Regions from separate parts of the Mus musculus genome. Here region 1 is linked to region 2. Evidence: chromatin loops called from intact Hi-C (ENCODE). Cell type or tissue: heart. All regions are shown on one strand.

Region 1 (2,500 bases), 160 kb after region 2:
AGAAGGTGACAGATGGCATTCCCCTGTGCTGAGCATGGGGCCACGACAAAGCCATTAAGTTTGAGGCCTAGGAAGGGCTTTGTGCACCAACTTGTTCATCATGTGTCACCAACTTTAAGAGTTGTCCTCTTCAAATGTAAGGAAGAACAAGTTAGGCACAGAGTTCTAATCCCTCCACTTGCTCCCTTTAATCTTAATATTGCATCTACAGTCCCTGAGGTCCAGAGGAATAGGCTCCTTCCCCGAATTCATTTCTGCTGATTTCCCCTTTCCCTACCTGTGCAGCCCCATGGGCCTTTGAGTGGCTAAGACCACCGGTTTTGAAAAACTTTTCTGCTAGTCTCTGTTTCCTGGCTTGTTATATAGGCTCAGTTTAGTCTCCCTCCCAACATGTGTGTAGCTCTGTCTGATTTCAATGTATCACCTTCTCTTCTGATCCTCAAAAAAATCACTGTGCCTTTGTGGAACTCTTTTCTGGGAAGGTTGTCACTAAGAGGTCAACTCATTACAATGGTAACTTCAAATGACCAAGAATCTGGCTAGAATCAATCAACAGCTTTTGCCGTTGCAGTTGGTGTAGTTGGGCCTCGGTGGTATCAATGGTGAAATGTTCTTCACCTACTACATTTTTCCTTCAGGTCTCAGTAGCCCACCCCTAATATAAGGAATTGTATAAGAGGACTTGTGGCCAACCTAAGATGAACTGTCCTCCTAATCGCTAGAACCTCGGTAAAGCACCTTATTTGGAAACAGCATTGTGCAAAGGAAATTGCTTAACATGAGGTGATGCTGGACTAGAGCAGGTCCTTACAAGAAGGAGAATTTTGAACTTGGGAGTATTTGCACAGAGGCTAAAGGCAATGCCTGAGAAGATATAGATGGAGATGGCTCTGGAACACTTCTTCCTTGTGCCCTTGGGAAGAATCGGCCCTGCCCGTACCTCAGTTTCCACTCCTGGCCTCCAGAATTACAGGGCCGTAGATTATGGTGTCAAAAGCAAACAAGCTGTGCTTGACTCTCAGTGCAGACTGGACAAACTCATTCAGTGGAAGGGTCATCTCCATGGTGCTTGGATTCCACCCTCCCCAGGGCCTGGAGGGAGGAGATGGGGCTGACTTGTCCTTCAGCAACAGGCATGTTCACTTCCCTTAGGCAAGAGTAAAATCCTTATCTAGACACATCCCAAGAACCATAATCTCCCTTAAATAAAACTGTTCTACCATATGCCCTGATTTAAAAACGAGAAGTTTTTACTTCCACTCTGGAGCCATTATTCCTAGCCCTGGTCCAGTGAGCTACAAGCCCTGGGTGCTACACACAACACTGGCATACTGACCATGGCTGACCCTAGCAACCCCAATACCTAGGATTTGGTTTCTGCTGAGGTTCCATTCCAACCATGACAGCCCCACCCCCAGCTGGCTCCTCTCATGTTGGAGGATATAAGCCCGGGCTGAAGCACAGCTTAGTCCCTGTTCCTATTTTCCGAAGCTCTTTCCAGCATGAGAAATGGGAATGTTGCCATGCTCAGGAGACTGGCTGAGCAGCTTGAGGTTTCTTGGCAAGCTCAGCTCCATGCAGATGTGCCTCTCCAAACAAGAGCAGGCCCTGTGAACTAGTTTACATAGGTCATCTTTCCAGGAAGGAGGGCCAGTAGCTTGGGATCACATATCTGGCTGAGAGTGCATCTCTTTCTGTGCATTCAAGACTGAGGAACTGGCTTCGTTTGTCAGCTCAGGAAGCAAAGCTATCTCTGCCCTTGCATGGGGTTGGGGTAGGTAAAGGGGAACACACAAACAAAGATAAATTTCACACGAATACGTTTGTTTTAACTCACCCGAGAAATGTGGTCATAGGTCAACCAAATAACCCAAAATCTGGTTAATAACAAGTTCTCACAGGGAGAACCTATTACTTAAACAGGGTTTAAATATCACTTACCTGGGCAGATATCTCCAAGTGACAGAGAAGCTAATAAAATGATTCAGTTAAACCATTTTAATAAGTAGATAAATACCACAGGTGAGTTAGTACCTAGCAAATGTTAATTTTAATAAATTGATGAATACTATGGGTGAGCTGGTGTGAGAACCAAGCTCCTCAGACAATGGAGATGCAGGGCCCTTTTTCAGGACTTCCCTGTGTGAGCCACTGTTGTGTTGTGTGACTTTTTACAAAATATAAATAAATGTGTGCTCACTCTAGATAGGACATCGATGAGAGAATAAAGAAATGTTTCTACCCAAATCTCTATCTTAGTGAATCAATAACTTGCTCAAAAGTAGCTGCACCACAACTCACAGAAACTGGATCCCAGTAGCTCCTTTCATATCTTGCTGGCAACTTCAACAACCATTCTCTGCTCAGTAGTTGTGTGCTGATTTAAGACCTTGTGGAGAACCCTTATGAGTCCTGTAAGTTTCAGGAACTTCCTGCACCTTGTAACCTCTATTTATTATCTAAGTCTTAAGACCCTCCTTCTAGTAGGAGAGAGCTACAC
Region 2 (2,500 bases):
ATTCTTCCATGTGGATTCTAGTTTTCTTAGCACCAGTTGCTTAAGTCTGTCTTTTGAAGTGTTGTTTATCTATCTCATACATAAAGAAGAATGAAGCTTTTGATAGTTTTTAATTCTTTCACTTGGAATTCATTTAATCCAATCCTTGGCATCTATTACTTTGGGATTTGTAAGTTTGGGGAGTCTGGTTGTCTTGGTTATAAATCTATTTATTTATTTTTGCTTTGGGTCCTGCAGATGTGGGAACTAGATCATTAATTATATTTTTCTTTTATCTTCATTTTTTTCAATGGAAGTATTTGCAATGCCCTAATTGGACTAGAATTAGTAGAATTGAGGTATCCCTTTTCTTACTACCACCACCACCAATAACAATAATAACAATGACAATAATAATAGTATAGCAGTAACAGTAGCAATAACAATAACAGCAATAGGAACAACAATAACAATAGCAATAACAGTAAGAACCACCCCCAACAATTCTCTTGGACTCAGTCACTGTATGAAACACAGGAGTCCCAACAGTATCACGCTAAGATGCTGATCTGAGTGGAAATGGGAAAACCAGCGGTTAGTGGGATGATAAAGAAAAAGGAGAGGAATGAAAACCAATGGAAGGAGACCAATAGGGATAAAGGAAGGAGAAAGGCAGTCTGCCTAAAGGTAGAATGAAGAGAAGCGAAGAAATCAATTAGGTAATCCAAAATAACCCCAGCCCGGAAGGCTCAGGCAAGGAGATCGCCAACCAGGCCAGCTTGTGTTCTCTGGAAAGTCTACCACAAAGAAAAAATAAAAAGATTGCTTTAATTTACGGTTGGAAGAGAAAAAGAAAAAATAAGGCAGAATGAGAACAGAGCAAGGGTCTGCGGTTGATGAAGACGCAGAGCCTGCCCTGTCTCTTGCCTGCTCTCTTGCTCCAGGCTTGCCTCCCCAGTTTTCCTTCCTGGGCTCCCAGCTGCCAGTCACACCCCAGACAGTCCTGCACGTTTGAGTGGCAGATGCAGGTCCCATTGAAGGGCCTGGTTCCAAACGCTGGCCAGACCCACTGAAGTTCCTGCAGGAGTCAGGTTGCAAAAGCCGCTCAAACCCCCGAGGATGCGGTTCTAGGGACACCACCACCCCACCCCACCCCCTTCTTGAAAAGGACAGCCTGTGTCCCCTGAAGCCTCTGGCGCTGATTCAAATGTCTTCCCCCACAGTCTAGAAGTATCCTTCTGGCCAGGTTTCAGCTTACAGCCTGACATTTCCTCTGGGTTTCCCTGGTGTGTCGTTCAGGGTGTGTTTGGGGTGGCAAAGCAGCTGACTCAGCTTGTCCTTTTTTGGTTTGTTTGTTTTAATGGCTTCTTGACACAGATCCAGTTGAGTGCCAAAGAGAAGGTTATTTCGAGTGTCTGCCACCCTGTGCTGCTGCAACTTCTGTCCCCTCTTCCCTCCCTTTCTCCTCTTTAAAGCAGCTACCGGAAGTACAGCCAGCGCTGGTTTTCTGAAGCCACTTCTCAAGCCAGGCTACATGCTGGCTATGTACTCCTTTTGATGAGAGGGAGAGTGCTACAAACTGCATGAATTCCTGAAGGTGGCCTCTGGGCTTTCTCTTCTATTCGATTTTGCAAAGTTTCCTATTTTATTTTGCTGCTGAAAATACAGATCTTTGTCTGTTGCTGACCTAGTCTGATAGCTTTTTTTTTTTTTGGCCCGGTTTATTTCCTGGAAATTTTAGCATACCTGAGTCATTCATTCTCTCATCCACCTCAATTCTTTAAAAATATTTCATTTTTAATGTGTACGAATTTCTTTCTGCATGTCTGTCTGTGCACCATATGAATACCCCTGCATATGCATGCCTGGTGCCTAACCACAGAGGCCAGAAGGTATCAGGATCCCCTGGAACTGAAGTCACAGATGGTTGTGAACACACACACACACACACACACACACACACACACACACACACACACCTTGAATTTTAATCCAATTAACTAGTGTGTGTCTCTTTCTTGGTAAACAAGACCATTTACATTTTGTGTTGTTATTTTAAAAGTTCTTTAGTGCTTGCAATTTTGTTGATTGCTTTACTGCTTGGCTAGGATGCTGTTTGCTTGTTTGGGTTATTTTTTGTTGTTGTTGTTGTTCTGTTTTATTTTGCTTTGTTGTTTTTTGTTTGCTTGTTTTATTGACAGTATGGGGGTCTTTCTTGTTTACCACTGTTAGATCTGTTGGCGTCCTTCCTAGCTGCCCTTCCTTAGTTTTCTCCTCTCATGAGATGGATTCTTCCTTGGATCCTCACAATTGAGGTTTGCCTTTCTCCTTCCTCTGTGTATAATGTTCCTTTAAGCATCTTCTGCAGTTTTTCCTTGTCTGGAACTGCGTTTGTTTCTTTGTCAATCTTAACAGATGACATTGATGGATAGAGCAACCCAGGCTGGCAACTACTTACTTTCAAGACTCATAATGCATCATTATGGACTGTCAGTGGTCTCTCAACCCGGGGCAGGAAGTT

The links. A loop is a pair of places that touch in the nucleus more often than their neighbours do. Peaks named below come from ENCODE experiments on the same cell type or tissue, not always from the same donor. Only the 100,000 strongest peaks of a DNase experiment are listed, where the experiment ranks them.
Region 1: a loop joins it to region 2, with 4 times the contacts of the local background. A loop is called at or near these places in 2 of 42 quality-filtered maps.

The regions. Positions count from the first base shown.
Region 1 is chr6:117,136,454-117,138,953 of GRCm38, forward strand. No RefSeq gene overlaps it. Among named protein-coding and RNA genes, the nearest start is that of 2810048H02Rik, 15 kb to the right of the region's middle. In heart, no CTCF peak of the experiment used is centred here; a DNase peak (open chromatin) is centred at 1,528.
Region 2 is chr6:116,979,460-116,981,959 of GRCm38, forward strand. No RefSeq gene overlaps it. Among named protein-coding and RNA genes, the nearest start is that of 2810048H02Rik, 170 kb to the right of the region's middle. In heart, no CTCF peak of the experiment used is centred here; a DNase peak (open chromatin) is centred at 1,082; H3K4me3 peaks cover 703 bases; H3K27ac peaks cover 792 bases.